Regions from separate parts of the Homo sapiens genome. Here region 2 is linked to region 1. The links are chromatin loops, found by intact Hi-C in ENCODE. Cell type or tissue: Caco-2. All regions are shown on one strand. Each heading gives the region's core, and the rest is flanking DNA. Links, peaks and the distances in the headings are about the cores only.

The links. A loop is a pair of places that touch in the nucleus more often than their neighbours do. Peaks named below come from ENCODE experiments on the same cell type or tissue, not always from the same donor. Only the 100,000 strongest peaks of a DNase experiment are listed, where the experiment ranks them.
Region 2: it touches region 1 in a loop (2.5-fold over the local background); 11 of 110 quality-filtered maps call a loop at or near these places.

Annotation. Positions count from the first base shown.
Region 1 is chr1:184,901,116-184,909,892 of GRCh38, forward strand. The region is part of intron 1 of NIBAN1 (niban apoptosis regulator 1); the gene reads right to left. Among named protein-coding and RNA genes, the nearest start is that of NIBAN1, 69 kb to the right of the region's middle. In Caco-2, for the core only: no CTCF peak of the experiment used is centred there; DNase peaks (open chromatin) are centred at 4,556 and 5,046.
Region 2 is chr1:184,833,314-184,842,090 of GRCh38, forward strand. The region is part of intron 5 of NIBAN1 (niban apoptosis regulator 1); the gene reads right to left. It overlaps LOC107985238 (a long non-coding RNA gene), which reads left to right. Exons shown (of 2, transcript XR_007066769.1): 2 at 2,964-3,572. Among named protein-coding and RNA genes, the nearest start is that of EDEM3, 83 kb to the left of the region's middle. In Caco-2, for the core only: no CTCF peak of the experiment used is centred there; no DNase peak of the experiment used is centred there.

The sequences.
Region 1 (8,777 bases), core at 217-8,216:
TACTCTCCATATGCAGAGAATCCTACTTTTGTTTGGGAATTTAGGTCTTATACTATAAATGAGGTAAAGAGGAATTCTTTCATATTCACTTCATAACATGGCATTTACTGGTCATGTGAGCTTTAATAATTATTACTTGTAAGGTGCTTTGAGACCCACTAATAATAGATTCTGTAGAAATGCAAATAAAAGCTCCTATAATTTGAATCAGGCATGCTTTTGCTTGCTCTGTGCATTTATGGTATTACTATTAATCAGTATTTGCATAATACTTTAATATACTCAGGCTTTATAATCATCTAATTGGTTATTATGCTATCAGCTTTTATGCAGTGTAATTCTCTATGCTTGTCTATAATTTTCTTACATAGGAGTGGGACAGTGTGGGAATTCCCACAATGAGAACGAATCTCACTTTACTAAAACATATAAATGATGAACAAAATTTGCCCTTTAGGTCCAAGTAGCCACTGTTTGGTCTATCAGAAAAGCAGCCTGTTAATTTCTAATGTTTATTTTTGTACTCTTGAAAGCACTTGGATTGAAATGAAAGGAGGTGAATGTCATTTTATGATGAACTCTATAAAGCTTTGAAAGCTGATTTTCTGCCACATCACCAAGCCTCCCCAGGGACGCCCTGCTTCTGGTGAGGTGCCATAATGCTCTCTTCTGATATATGAGAAAAATGCTTCTGTAATTTGAATATCTGCATACTGTCCCATTAACACATCATCCACCAGGTAGCGCTTATAAAGAAGCAATTGCAGCTTCTTTAGGTAATTAATCTAATAACTAGTTCAAACTATGTATGATATAGCTAACAATATCATATGTTCTGGGGTGGGGGGAACCTAAAGTTATTTGGCAAGTGTATCTGGACTTTAGATTAAGCCTATCTAAATCCAAATAAATAAGTACCCAATGTAGGGATCCTAAGACTGAGAGCAAAGTCTGGTGTTGAGGCAGGGGACGGTCTGGCTTGGTGGCTCTTGCTTGTAAGCTAGCACTTTGGGAAGCTGAGGCAGGAACATTGCTTGAAGCCAGGAGTTTGAGGTTGTGATGAGCTATGATTGCACCACTGTACTCCAGCCTGGGAAACAGAGCAAGACCCCACCTCTAATTTAAAAAAAAATAGTCTGATGTTGGAGCAAAATACCACTGTGGTTAGGAATCAGACAGGTTCAAATCCCATCTCTACTACTTGCCAGCTGTGAGATCTCATGTGAGTTACTTCTTTCTGCTCACATGTTAAATGAAGAAAACAAGAGTAGCAGCCTCATAAGGTTATTCTAATGATTCCATGAACTAATGCAGTAAAGTGCTCAGCATGATAGCTGGCACATAGAAAATGTTCCATAATTGATCATAATTAAAATGATGATGATAATGGTGATGTGGGTGTCCCTTAGGCAAGCACCAGGATAAAGTCCTCAAGCTGAACTAAGGAATTAAGGAGAAGAAAAAAGCCGGCTGTTTACTGTAACTCTTGCACTAGGGCCATCCTGCCCTGCTGTATACAGAAGAGCTGCCCCACCCATTGCAGGCTCCAAACAAATACAACCTACATTTTCACAAAGGTTCAGCATAGAAGACCCTCAGTGCATTCCTGAATTAAAACCAACTAAATAAAACATCAACATTAATGAACTGAAGAAAAAGTGTAAGTTAGGGGCTGTGTTTCATTGAGCTTCTCTCTCTGAGCCTCAATTTTCTCACCTGCAAAATGAGGATAATAAGATGCCCATATCACAGGGTTTCATGAGGAGCAAATAAAATATTCTGTATATTGAAAACTATCTAGGACAGTGCCTGACACATATTAGTTGATCAATCAATTTTGACTATTTAATATTCCACAATGAAAACATTCAAACAAGTGATCAGCCCACAGGGGCCACACAAAATAACCTCAGCTGAAACTACATTATTCATCACCGTTTTCAAGATTCTTGAGCACTGAATTCCTTTCATATCCCTGTCACCAAATTTAGTATCACATTCTCTTTCCTAAATTGTTTATAAAACACAGTGCCAGGTCTTATACTGAAAGGAGATTACTCAATAATGGAAGGACTAAAAGCAATGGAAGGGATTCTTCCACATTTTGATATACCACCATTTTTGGCACAGGTATGTATCTCTAATCCTACTTGTTTATTACAGCTTGTGCTGGGCATTGCGTTAGTACAATTCACTTGACCCTAAGCTGCTCATAACACCCTTCAAGGTAATCATCACTGATGCTAAAAGAAGCCACTTGATATAGTTTGGATCTTTTGTCCCCTGCAAATCTCATGTTGAGATGTAATCCCCAATGTTGGAGGTGTGGCCTGGTGGGAGGTGTTTGGGTCATGGGGGCGGATCTCTCATTAATGGCTTAGTGCCATCCCCTTGGGATAGGTGTGTTCTTGTTCCCTTAGTTCACATGAGAGCTGGTTGTTTGAAGGGAGCCTGGCACCTTCTCCTCTCTCTTGCTCAGCTCTTGCCATGTGATGCACCTGCTCCCCCTTTGCCTTCTGCTATGATTGTAAGCTTCCTGAGGCCCTCACCAGAAGTAGATGCCAGCATTATGCTTCCTGTACAGGCTGTAGAACCAAGAACCATGAGCCGATTAAACCTTTTTTTTTTTTTTTTTTTTTTGAGATAGTCTCAATCTGTCACCCAGGCTTGGAGTGCAGTGCTGCAATCACAGCTCACTGCAGCCTTGACCTCCCAGTCTTAAGCAATCCTCCCATCTCAGCCTCCTGAGTAGTTGGGACCACAGGAGCGTGCCACCACACTTATTATTTTTTTTTTTTTAGACACAGTTTCACTCTTATCCCCCAGGCTGTAGTGCAGTGGTGCCATCTTGGCTCACTGCAACCTCCGCCTCCCAGGTTCTAGTGATTCTCCTGCCTCAGCCTCCCAAGTAGCTGAGATTACAGGCATGCACCACCACACCTGGCTAATTTTGTATTTTTAGCAGAGACAGGGTTTCACCATGTTAGTCAGGCTGGTCTCAAACTTCTGACCTCAAGTGATCCACCCGCCTCGGCCTCCCAAAGTGCTGGGATTACAGGAGTGGATCACTGCACCCAGCCAATTTTTGTATTTTTTGTAGAGACAGGGTTTCACCATGTTGCCCAGGCTGGTTTCGAATCCCTAGACTCATGATCCACCCGCCTCGACTCCCATAGTGCTGGGATTACAGGCATGAGCCATCACACCCACCCTAAATTTTTTTTCTTTATAAATTACCCAGCCTCAGATATTTCCTTATAGCAACGGAAGGAAACTAACACACCTCTTTGACAACTCTGTCCATATAACTTAGCTTCAGTTCACCTTTGTAAAATTAAGAAAAATATCTGCTGGCCCCTTTGAAGCCATTAACTCTATACAGGCTCAAAAACTCAGCATTCATTTGACTCCTTCTCTCCCATTCCCAGATCCAATCATCAGATCTTGCCACTTTTATTTCCAGAAATTTCTTGATTCCATTTCCTTTTCCCCATCCCAACCACCACACCTTCAATCAAGCCTCTACTATCTCTCAACGACATTATAAAAGTCTCTTGGGCTGGGCGCAGTAGCTCACACAATCCCAGCATTTTGGGAGGCCAAGGTGGGTGGATCACTTGAGGTCAAGAGTTCAAGACCAGCCTGGCCAACATGATGAAACCCTGTCTCTACCAAAAATACAAAAATTAGCCGGGTGTGGTGGTGCACACCTGTAATCCCAGCTACTTGGGAGGCTGAGGCAGGAGAATCACTTGAGCCTGGGAGGCAGAGGTTGCAGTGAGCCAAGATCGCACCACTGCACCCTAGGTGACAGAGCGAGATCTGTCTCAAAAAAAAAAAATTCTCTGTATCTACCCTACTTCAGCATCACAGCAGAGACAGAGGAGAAAAACAAAAACAGGAACTCTCAGCTCTTAAACAGGAACAAAAAAGTGAAAACCAGAGTGGGAGGGGGAGTGCCAGGGCTGATCCTGGAGGATTATGGGGAATGAGCCAAAGCTTGGTGTGTGTGGCAGAGGCTGGTTCTGAGAAGTGGCCGGAGTCCAGGGCTGATGGGGCAGAACAGGAGAGGCTAAATCAAAGCTGACCACCTTGGTCCCACTCAAAGGTAGCATGAGTTACAAAAAGGCCCAGATGTTAGAGGTGGGAACTGTATTTCAGAACCAAATCTTGGCACTGATGTTACTAAGACACTCTTTTGAAAGTCATAAGGGTCACACCTCATTAGTCATAGGGGCACAACCTTCTGACTTGTCCTGGACTGGCAGCTTTCATTTAACATGCTGCTGCAAGATCATATCACTATCTTTGTAAGAAAAAAAAAATCTTCAATGTTTCCCTATTGCCTAGGGTAGTAACCCCTCGTCCTAGTACCACGGGCCTGGGATCTCACCTCAACTGTCTTTATTTCCCACTTCTTTCACTCAACTTAAGCCTTCTTGCCCCTGTGCATACATGTGCCTTCTCTCCTCCTTTCTCCCCCTAAGTCCCCTGCTAGCCACTTTCAGACCCTTCAAGCCCACATGACAGTCCCAACCCGAGTAGAAACCTCTTTGGATCTCCCCAGCTGGAAGCAATCACACCTTCTTTGGCATTCTCCCAAGATTGTGTACCACTTCTACTGCAGCTGTTCAAATATAGCTTATCTCTCCTCCAAGGGTATATTGTGTTTATATACTCAGCAAATATTTGTTGAATGAATGAAAGAATGGCTGAGTAAATATTCAAGAGTAAACCAAATTACAATGCATTCTATCAACAAAACCCATGCCAATGCCCCAGGAAAGGAGAAAGGTACAGTTTTCAGCTTGAATATTAATTACCAAAAATATACACTCTTGGCCAGGCATGGTGGCTCATGCCTGTAATCCCAGCACTTGGGGAGGCCGAGATGGGAGGATCACCTGAGTGCAGGAGTTTGAAACTAGCCTGGACAACATAGAGAGACCTTGACTCTACAAAAAAAAATTAAAAAATTAGCCAAGTGTGGTGATGCACACCTGTAGTTGCAGCTACTCAGCAGTGGTGGGGGTGGGGTGAGGGTGAGGCAGAGTATTGCTTGAGCCCAGGAATTCGAGGCTGCAGTGAGCTGTGATCACACCACTGCACTCCATCCTGGCTGACAGAGCAAGATCCTGTCTCAAAATAAATGAACACACACACACACACACATGCACACACACACACACATTTGAAATTCAATTCATATCTGTTTATAAAATATCAGACTCTTGGCTGGGCGCGGTGGCTCACACCTGTAATCCTAGCACTTTGGGAGGCCGAGGCGGGTGGATCACCTGAGGTCAGAAGTTCTAGACCAGCCTGACTAACATGGAGAAACCCCGTCCCTACTAAAAATACAAAATTAGCCAGGCGTGGTGGCGCATGCCTGTAATCCCAGCTACTCGGGAGGCTGAGGAAGGAGAATAGCTTGAATCAGGGAGGCGGAGGTTGCGGTGAGCTGAGATTGTGCCACTGCACTGTAGCCTGGGTAACAAGAGTGAAACTCCATCTCAAAAAAGAAAATAATAATAATAATAATAAATCAGACTCTTACAAGTTAATTCTTTTCAAGCTTTTAAATGAGTTTTGTCCATGAAATTATTTGTGGGAAATAATTTACAAACAAAATCCTTTCTTGGCTTATCTGTTTTCCTTAACCAGTCTGAAACCACAGCAAATACAAGGCTCTGGGTAAAACTTTTATGAAGTCTGAAGAGCCTGACAAATCTGTATATTTTCTCATTCTAGAAGGTTCTTCTAAAACCAGTTCCCAGTCCTGAAGCAGATCAACTCAAATCTACTGTTTATCAGCAGTCTTTCTTGGAAGATACTATTTATAGCAGATTATGCCTCGTTCCCCCAACATTCTGTGTCATCACAACTATGATACATTCTATAATCTTCTCTGAAATATGTAGCTTCCTATTTCAATTACTTTTAGAAAAGCACAAAAATGTACTGATTAAGTGCAAAAAGATACAAAAATCCAAACACTGTTTTTTATACATTTTCTGCTAATCTTTTTTCAATTCTTTTTAAAAATAGTTGAGACTGTTATGTTTTATATCCACATTTTAGCTTTGGTTTTTCCTATAAAATTGCAAAAAAAAAAATCACGACTTTCAGATATTGCATTTTTACTGTTACTATGAAGGTGAAACATACAGAAATAAATAAAAATAAGTTTATTTTAACCAGGTGGTTATTTCCTGGCAACTGAGGAAAATCCACATATGAGAAGATTAATCAGGCCATTGGCACAGTTTCTTAAAAACTGTTGAGGTTTCAGGTGAAGATTAATTTTGAGAAATAAGACAAATGGTTCTAAAAAATAAAATAGATTTAATATTTATAAAAGAAATTACAATATCCACTATTGTTTATTTTCACCAGAGTTTCTCAAATTATAACAGTCTAAAAGTCCTGATGAATTATAACATCAGCTATGGTCTTAGGTTGCTAAGCACCATCACTTTACACCTTAGGGTGGAGAAATTGGAAATCCCAATTCACAATACAGAGGTGTAAAAATCTAATTACACAGAATAATGCCCAAGGACTCTCTTTTTCTTCTGGTAAATGCCTTAGAGAACGGGGATAAATTGGATTCTCCATAATTGAACTGAAGGGAGTGTATGTGTGTTTTTAAAGCACATTTATTATTGGTGCCTGAGAGTCAGGTTTTTGAACAGTCTCTCCTAGGAAAAGGCAAAATGATTCACGGATAGCCTTGATTCTGCAGCCTACCCTGTAGAAATCCCACCTTGAGTTAAAAATAAGAGACATAAAAACCAACTTAAGTTCTCTGTGATTTACTTTGGATATTCATCCACAAAGAGAAACAAACAAACACTTATTCTCCCAAGAGCTTATATGAAATATATCAAAGCCAAGCCAGGACCCTCGTAGGGCTCAGCCAGCAACTGGATGGAAAGAAGGCATGCTTAAGAACAAACAATAAAGCATCGTTTCCTGCTTTCCAACACTTACCCTCATAGAGGTCCCAAATTCTGTGAGCAAAACCTGCAGCGAAGTGTGAGAGACCCTAAGTTCTTCCCAAGTCCTGTTCTAAAAGCAAGCCCAGTATCTCTAATATGGCCACAAAGCTTAGCCCATCAAAGGCATTCAATGAATCCTCATGTACTTACAGATGCTACATAAAAGAGTATATATCAGCTCCAATGGGTAAGCAGAGGCAAAAATATTGTTTTCTGCAAATGACCACTGAAATAAATTAAGGTCCCATTGGCACTGTGCATTTTCTGGAACAATACCTTCAAAGGTTAATATAAGTAAGAGAAATGGGAGAAGATGGACAGAGAGGAAAAAACACACTACCATTTCATGTTACTATTCCCACTACCTTATTCCATAGAGAAACTAAAATCCCGCTGTGGTCAACTTTTCCAGAGGACACCTTTCTAGAACTCTAAGACCTTAAGTTTGGTTTCCTCTTTTTTAGGAGAGGAAACCAATAGTATTGTTAGAAAAAATATATATGCCCATACATTTATGCACACATCTTGTTTCAGCTATAAATAGATGAAAGCTGACTTTAAATTTCCTTCCATTCCACTTGGAAGAAGTGCTTGGAAATTTTCAAGATTATTTTGTCATTACCTCACAGCACGCCTCCAATTTTCTCATGATACATCTGATGAGAATAAATCTTGTTTATTTTGCCACTTTTCTAAGCTGTCTAATGCCCCCCAAGGAAGCTACAGATTGGCTGTCTTTTTCTTTACAAAAATGAGAGGGAAGAGTGTGAAAAAGAAAATTAATCTGATATAGCTGCTTTTTCAGAGAGCATCACAGGAACTATGAATCCATGAAGAATAACAATGTTTTTGCCCATTAGACAACCTTTCTTGGTTTTAAGGAAAACATCTAACTGAAATTCAGAAACTGAAATAATGAGATTCCCTTTGCTCTTTTTGTGACTAATCACAGTCATTAAATTTTTTCTGCACTCATTTTATCAGGGGCTCTCAGATTATTCCAAAATCCTGAAAATATTCTTTGCTTAAAGATTGCAACCATGCAAATGAACACAACATGCACATTAAAAGAAATCAGGCCAGACTTAAAATAAGCCAGGCCACAAGCCCAGGAATTTCAGTGATTTCCCTTCCAACACATCAGGTTCTATGGTGTCTCCTCTAGGTTTCTCTCTTATTTTCCTATGTTTTTTTCTTTTTCTTATTTCATTTTTCTTCTCTCCACACAGACATACATTTGTTTGAAATGCTTGCTTTATATTTTACATTTTTTCTTTCTCAAGAATCTATGCCATTAATGTAAAAAAACGCATTTCTAGATAACTGTGTTTGGGGCCCAGATATGCTTGCATTCTGTTAGTCTGGGGATATGTGTAACAGTAAGGAATGAACTTGGCTAGAAAATGGAAGGTAGTATTGCTAGGCTTGGGAGGGTCCAGGAAAAAAAGTCTATAAACCGTTCAACATTTCTGTAGCCAGCTAATATTTTCTGAAATTATTCACAAGGTTGATAGAATACTCACTAGTGAAAATTACTTTAGCATGTTCTAACTTATCCTCACAAGATTTTGTGAAATGCCAAAATGGTTTTGACCCACTGTCCACATGATTTGGTCAAGCACTATGTCTCTGGATACAGTTTTTCTGATAATAACTCAAACATCTCCAATAATAAAATCTGACCTAGAACAGTTGAAAATATAGCTCATCACAGAGCCAAATTTTATTTATTTGGCAATCTAATGATTGCCAGTCACTGGATCAGTTAATCACTAA
Region 2 (8,777 bases), core at 313-8,312, 68 kb before region 1:
AGAGAAAAGAATTCAAGGCTTAGCCTCTACAAGAGTTCAAGCAAAACTATTCACAGTGAGGATACCACGAAGTCCATTCGAAGCTGCATTTTAAAAAATGTGGAACAGTGGCCAGGCATGGTGGTGGCTCGCACCTGTAATTCCAACACTTTGGGAGGCCAAGGATGGAGGATCACTTGATGATAGGAGTTCAAGACGAGCCTGGGCAACATAGTGAGACCACATGTCTACAAAAAAAATTAGCTGAGCACGGTGGCACATGCCCATAGTCCCAGCCCCTCAGGAGGCTGAGGCAGGAGGATCACTTGAACCCAGGAGTTTGAGGCTGCAGTGAGCTATAACTGCACAATTGCACCCTATCCAGGGCAATAGAGTGAGACCCTGTCTCAAAAAAATAAATAGATAAATAAATAAAAAGAAAAGAAACGAATATGGAACAGTAACTGACATTTCCAATAGTAACATAGAGATTTGGTCAAAATCTAAATTAAATTTTGAAAAAAGAGCATGTTTCAAGAATCAAGGTTTTTTGAAAATTTTTTCTTTTTTTTTTTTTCGATTATACTTTAAGTTCTAGGGTACATGTGCACAATGTGCAGGTTTGTTACATAGGTATACATGTGCCATGCAGGTTTGCTGCACCCATTAACTCATTATTTACATTAGGTATTTCTCCTAATGTTATCCCTCCCCCTGCCCCCCACCCCACAACAGGCCCCAGTGTGTGATGTTCCCCACCCTGTGTGCAAGTGTTCTCATTGTTCAATTCCCACCTATGAGTGAGAACATGCAGTGTTTGGTTTTCTGTCCTTGTGATAGTTTGCTCAGAATGACAGTTTCCAGCTTCATCCATGTCCCTGCAAAGGACATGAACTCATCCTTTTTTATGGCTGCATAGTATTCCATGGTGTATATGTGCCACATTTTCTTAATCCAGTCTATCATTGGTGGACATTTGGGTGGGTTCCAAGTCTTTGCTATTGTGAATAGTGCCACAATAAACATATGTGTGCATGTGTCTTTACAGTAACATGATTTATAATCCTTTGGGTATATACCCAGTAATGGGATGGCTGGGTCAAATGGTATTCCTAGTTCTAGATCCTTGAGGAATCACCACAGTCTTCCATAATGGTTGAACTAGTTTACACTCCCACCAACAGTGTAAAAGCATCCCTATTTCTCCACATCCTCTCCAGCATCTGTTATTTCCTGACTTTTTAGTGATCGCCATTCTAACTGGTATGAGGTGGTATCTCACTGTGGTTGTGATTTGTGTTTCTCTGATGACCAGTGATGATGAGCATTTTTTCATGTGTCTGTTGGCTGCATAAATGTCTTCTCTTGAGAAGTGTCTGTTCATGTCCTTTGCCCACTTTTTGATGGGGTTGTTTTTTTTCTTGTAAATTTATTTAAGTTCTTTGTAGATTCTGGATATTAGCCCTTTGCCAGATGGGTAGATTGCAAAAATTTTCTCCCATTCTGTAGGTTGCCTGTTCACTCTGATGGTAGTTTCTTTTCCTGTGCAGAAGCTCTTTAGTTTAATTAGGTCCCATTTGTCTATTTTGGCTTTTGTTGCCATTGCTTTTGGTGTTTCAGTCATGAAGTCTTTGTCCTGAATAGTATTGCCTAGGTTTTCTTCCAGGGTTTTTATGGTTTTAGGTCAAACATTTAAGTCTTTAATCCATCTTGAATTAATTTTTCTATAAGGTGTAAGGAGGGGATCCAGTTTCAGCTTTCTACATATGGCTAGCCAGTTTTCCCAGCACCATTTATTAAATAGGGAATCTTTTCCCCATTTCTTGTTTTTGTCAGGTTTGTCAAAGATCAGATGGTTGTAGATGTGTGGTGTTAGTTCTGAGGCCTCTGTTCTGTTCCATTGAGCTGTATCTCTGTTTTGGTACCAGTACCATGCTGTTTTGATTACTGTACCCTTGTAGTATAGTTTGAAGTCAGGTAGCGTGACGCCTCCAGCTTTGTTCTTTTTGCTTAGGATTGTCTTGGCAATGTGGGCTCGTTTTTGGTTCCATATGAACTTTAAAGTAGTTTTTTTCCAATTCTGTGAAGAAAGTTATTGGTAGCTTGATGGAGATGGCATTGAATCTATAAATTACCTTGGGCAGTAGGCCATTTTCATGATATTCTTTCTTTCTATCTGTGAGCATGGAATGTTCTTCCATTTGTTTGTGTCCTCTTTTATTTCACTGAGCAGTGGTTTGTAGTTCTCCTTAAAGAGGTCCTTCACATCCCTTGTAAGTTGGATTCCTAGGCATTTTATTCTCTTTGTAGCAATTGTGAATGGGAGTTCACTCACGATTTGGCTCTCTGTTTGTCTGTTATTGGTGTATAGGAATGCTTGTGATTTTTGCACATTGATTTTGTATCCTGAGACTTTGCTGAAGTTGCTTATCAGCTTAAGGAGATTTGGGGCTGAGACAATGGGGTTTTCTAAATATACAATCATGTCATCTGCAAACAGGGACAATTTGACTTCCTCTTTTCCTAATTGAATACCTTTTATTTCTTTCTTTTGCCTGACTGCCCTGGGCAGAACTTCCAACACTATGTTGAATGGGAGTGGTGAGAGAGGGCATCCCTGTCTTGTGCCCGTTTTCAAAGGGAATGCTTCCAGTTTTTGCCCATTCAGTATGATATTGGCTGTGGGTTTGTCATAAATAGCTCTTATTATTTTGAGATATGAAGAATCAAGTTTTTAAATCGAAGTATTTTTTCCTCATTATTTTTCTTGGCTTGGCAAGTGATTTAATGTTTAATCTTAGAGGTTTGAAAAACAAAAATTAAAGTCTTGCTATAAAATTGACAATACCATTGGCAGCGTTCTCTCCACAAGGGGATTGTGATATGGGGCTTAGTACACTGGGAGGGACTTTACCAACTGAGATGGAAACTGTAATTATTACATTGGGATTCAAGATTGACTCATGTGCTCTTATTTTTAACAGCTGTTTTCATTTTCAACCTAAGAAAACAAAGAGATGGAAGAAAATATGGTACTGTGTCTGGATGCAGTGAGTATGGCCAGATCTGCAAGCCAGGGAATGAAGTTTTAAATTCTTCACATCCTTATAAGAAGCATAAATTTACATATTTCCTCCTCTACTGACCTCAGTAACTGCAGGAGACACTTGAAATCTTGTCCATTACCTTCTGTATCTATATCAAAGCAAACAATGACACTCCCACTGATGGCTGTGTTTCAAAGATCTTTGGAAAAAGTAACTGAAGAAATGGGATTTGGAGATGTGGATGTCAGACAGAAGTCAAAGAAGGAACCAGAAGGAGAGCTCCAATGTAATAGTGGTGGAAGTGAAGCATCTTAATACAGAAGAGAAGAAAAGTATTAATAATCAAATGAGCCACAAGAGAAATTATAGTCATCCAACAACGAAGCCTCAGAGAATGAGGGCCTGGATCTGAATTCTGGACTCTACCATTCAGGCAGACTTAAACTAGATTTTAAATACTTCCTTTCCATAAAGGAAAAAAGATCTAATCTACTGATTCATCATTGTATTTTCAGCTAATAAACTGTTAAATTAATATATGTAAAACTTTTAGAACAAATCTGCTACATTGTAAGTTGCTTTATATACATTTGTTCTTAAGATTATAAGCACAGGTCAATAGCAACTGACAGATCATTAAGCAAATAAACGACAAAGGTTTGCTTTGTAAAAGATAACACTGTGCTGCAATGGTAATATAAAAGCTTCATTTATTCTAAGTTGTTTGAGAAGGCATTGCTGAGCTCAGTCAGAATGTACAGGTGTTCAAGAGAAACCAGATTAGCAGTTATTTTATGAACTTCCTGCCACAGATCTCATGGGAACAAATTCCAGGTTCACAATCACCTACTCTCCTGCCAATAAGCAAATTGAGAGTTTCGTTCTGTGGCCCTCAGAATCAAAATGGTTTTTGGCTTTTAAGCAGTCTCCTGGCAAGCCAACTTAGAAACAAATGGCAGCTATCAGCCCAAACTCTACTCTTCCAGCGTGCTATAATTATGAGAAGGCCTAGGGAGACAGAGTGCTGGGGAGTAACTTAGACATCACTACATTCAGCTCTCTCATTTAATGGATGAGGAAACTGGAACAAGAAATGGTTAATTTCCTAGCTGAAGGTCACACAGCTGGTCAGTAGCAGAGCCAAAAGTTGAAAAAGTGGCTCTGGCATGTTGTAAGTGGCCCTGGCATTCATGCTAACTTAAATAATAGACTATGAGAGTTGGAAGTGATCTTAAAGGTCACCTACCCCAAGCTCTCATTCAATGTTGGGATCCTTCAGAATCCCAGACAGACACTGGTTTGGCCCCGGCTTGATTATTTCCAGTGACAGGAAGCTCACAATTTAATGAAAATAGTTCTTTCCATCACTGAACTGCTCCAAATTTTCCTTCTATTGAGCCAAAGTCTGTTTCCATGGACTCTCTCTCCCATTAATCTCATTTCTCCCTTTCAGAACAAAATAGACAAGTTTACTCTTCTTCCATATGGTAACCCGAGAAAAAAACAGTAATCAGCTGAATATCCTTATTTCTCTTCAACTGTTCTTTAAACAGCGTATCTTTTGAATCTTTTTAATTTGACCTTCCCTTTTCCTTCTTTCCCTCAGTGATCCATTCAAATTTATCTATATCTTCCTTAAACTTGACCTCTACAACTGAATACAATAGACTAGGTATTGTCCGACTGGTGCAAATTATACCAAGTCAAAGGATACTTTCTTTTTCTGATCTCTAACCTCTTTTTTAATACAACCACGTCACACTGTTGACTCCTGTCTTTCTAGAGTTATAAATCCTTATACCTTTTTCATATAAAACTCTTGCCAATATAAGCCTCTCCTAGCCTGTATTTCTGCTTTTGACTTCGAAGGACAGATTTTTAACATTATCTCTATTACATTACAACTTACTGTGCTCGGCCCAGAGCCCCGAACCTGCTGAAATCATTTAAAAACTGTGATTCTGTCCCCTGAGTCTCTTATACCACAGTATCATCTGAAAACCTGGTAAGTTTGCCTTCTATGTTTCTGGCCAACTCAACGATACAAAAACATTCACCAGATCAGGAGTGAGGAAAGAGCCCTGAGAAACGATAAGCATTTGGGGAGATAGAGGGGAGACACATTTTGGCCATTCATTCAACAATCACATCCTCACGACCAAGAACTGTGTAGGAATGCACTATTCTCTTTAGTCTCTCTCTACTTCCTCATTCATGCAGCTGCATGGAAAACTCATATTTGGTAGACATGATTAAGGATTCTGCAAGGAAAGGAAAACTTCTCTAGGCCTCTTGGGGACAGTTATTCATGGGGCCAGCCAGAGAGGAGCTGCTTTTATTTTTTTCCACTTATACAGATTTATAACACATCTGAATCAACTGAAACACCAAAGCTCCAAGGCCTGTGGAGTCATTCTAGATTCTGCCTCTGGCTGTGGTGTTGGGACTCCCTGACTCAGGCTGGGTTTGGAAGCTGCCTTGTTATTTTATTTCATCAGTAAACTGTGCCAAGCCCTGTTAGCTGATCTGCCGGGTGATTTGTGAAAGTTATGTAACAGCATTACTCACTATGCTGCTACGGGGCTCATCTCACTGAGTTACACTTCTAAACTGTCTTTTGCTTCAGGTCAGATGTCATCTTTCCTATGGGAGATGCAGTGAGGCTGTGTGCCCCAGTTTCTTTCTAGAACAAAGAAGGGGAACAGGGGAAGGTAATCAACACTTACTGAGTCCCTACCATGGAGTATGGACCATGAGAGATGCTTACACACACACAGTCTCTATAATCCTTCCAACAATCCCATCAGGCAGGAATTAATATCCCCACTTTACAGAAGACAAGAAAATGGAGTTTTGGGAAGGCTAAATAGTTTCTTTAAGCTAGCATGTGGTCAAGCAATGGCCACTTACCTCTAAAGTCCTGTTATAACAGTTTATCATGTAATTTTTAAAAACTTTTTATTTTGAGATAATTTTAGATTATCTCAAATAAGATCTCAAATTTGAGATTATCTCAAATTATTAGTTCTTATTTCTCACATGCTGTTATAAGAAATAATATAGAGATACCCTATATACACCCTTCACTCGGGTTTCCCAAAAGGGAGCATCTTGCAACCCTATAGTACGATATACCACAACCATGAAATTGACATTGCTGCAGTCCAACATTTTTATTCAGATTTCACCAGTTTTACATGCATTCCTGTGTGTGTGTGTGTGTGTGCACGCGCGCGTGTGTGTGTGTGTTGTTCCATTTAATTTTTTTTTTTTGAGACGTAGTTTCACTCTTGTTGCCCAGGCTGGAGTGCAATGGCACGATCTTGGTTCACTGCAACCTCCACCTCCCGGGTTCAAGCGATTATCCTGCCTCAGTCTCCTGAGTAGCTGGGATTACAGGTGCCCACCACCACGCCCAGCTAATTTTTGTATTTTTTAGTATAGACGGGGTTTTGCCATATTGGCCAGGCTGGTCTCGAACTCCTGACCTCATGTGATCCACCCGCCTTGGCCTCCTAAAGCGCTGGGATTATAGGTGTGAGCCACCGAGCCTGGCCTGTTCCATTTAATTTTAAGGTTATTTTAAAAGAGACTTTTCTTCTCAAAGTTTAGAATAATATAATTCTAGAGTTTGATCATAGATTAGAGATCACTTAGTCCAAATCTTTCATTTTACAATTGAACAGACTGAGGGCCACATAGGGTGTGATATGGCATTACTAAAAATAAAGCAAAACAAAACTTCCCTGGAATTAACAATGAATGGTGCTCATTCTAATGAAATGGTAATAAAAGTTTTAATTTTTATTTTAAAACACATTTATACATGACCAACCTAAGCAAATGCTTATCACCATATCATAAATGATAATTCTTACGAGAACCAGCCCCATTACTTAGAAGAAATCAGTAAATTATCAGAGCTCCCTCAATTATATTTTATAAACTATAATACCAAAATATTAATCTACTGACCAAATCATATCTGTATTAGTGGACACAGCCCTATCAGAAGGAGAGGAGGAATATGTCAAGAATACATGTATACCCCATGGAGATCCAGGGACCCAAGGATGAGTTACAGTGGTGTTGGTCTAGTTGAAAGTATAAAAATATAAGAACTCACCCTGAGAATATAAAACACTTCTCAAACAAATGGAAGAATGGTGTTTCTAGTAAAGACATTGTTCTGAGATAAATTTTTGGCTGCAGAGAAAAATACTGCCTACCTTGTCCAGCTAAAGGCAGTCCATCTCTTGAATTCTTGACTTGTCAATAAATATTAAAAGACTATTTGTCAACAGCGAAAAGGAAGTGGTGACTACTAGAACAAGTGAAGACAGACTAACCTCATTTCCTTCAGATAGACATACTAGATTGGTAGATTAGAAGGCTGTCGGAGACATCCTGTACCTAGGCAACTATAACATCTTGCATGATTTTGATTGGCACAGTAAAGAAACTTAGACTGGCTGATGATGCAAATAGACACAATCAAATAGTTAAAACCACCCAAATCATGGGTGCTGGGTAAAGGGCTGAGGTTATTGACATCCTGGAGGGAAATCTCCAGGGCATTGCCTTAAAACATGTTCAATTACTTAGAAAAGAGTGTGAGTGTGTGTGTGTGTGTGTGTGTATGTGTATTATAGTTATTAAATTTTCTTTACCAACTACATATGAGACACTGAGTTAGGCTCTGAGGATACAAAGCTGAAAAAAATATGGCTTTTAACTTCAAGTTCCTCACAGTTTAGTGGATGACAGAACCAGGATCCAAAATGGGGTACAATACGGATAAATGAATCTTGCACTTAAGTCCAAAAACACATCCATATAAGTAAACAATATGTGCCTGATACATAGTAGGCATGAATAAAAAATTGGTGAATAAATTGAATGAATAAAGGTACGAAGTTTGAAGAAAAAAAACCCCAAACCCTGGGGTTTCATTTAGTTGCAAGCTCAGTGCAAGTCAGTCAGGGGTGTGATACAATTGTCCACAAAGCATGTAAGGTTGAGCCTCATAAATGCGAAATATAACAGGAACAAGAATGGTCACAGATGTATTCTGAGGTATGCTCCTCTGAGCTCATCATTCCATGGCTCTAGCTCATGCTGGATACCAGAATATTTTACAAACATTTTTTAAAATAAAGAAAAAAGTGGAGTACTTCTGAAGAAGACCAAGTGAATGAGGAATCTCACAGCCTTGGAAAGGAAAAACCTAGAAGAAAGAGATCTTTATCTATACGAAGATCTTCAATGGAACAGAGGGCTGGATTCGTTTCATGGAGATTCAGATACTAGAACCAGGGTTGTGTCATTTAGAGTGTGGCAGATTTTGACTCAATATAAGGAGCAAATTTCTAACATATGGGCTTATCTTAAAGTCAAATAGGCTCCAACAGGATGTCAAAATTTCCCCTAGAAAGGAAGTACTCCATCTGGGCTGAGTTACCTTGTAACAGGTGTACAGATTTGCTCAAATCTCTATTATATAGTCTCATGGCATCATGTGCCTCCCACCACTGTACTTACAGCAGTTATAATGTTACAGTTATTAGTGTAATCATGTGAGATATGTCTTTCCCCAAGACTGTAAACTCCAAAAGGATAGGGTGCTGCCATTCATATTCACCCCTGCATCCCTACTCCCTAGTACATAGTACTTATTAAGTGTTCAAAGAAGGAAAGAAAGGAGGGAACGTGGGAGGAGAAGAAAGAAAACCAGCACTAGAAGGGGTGCTG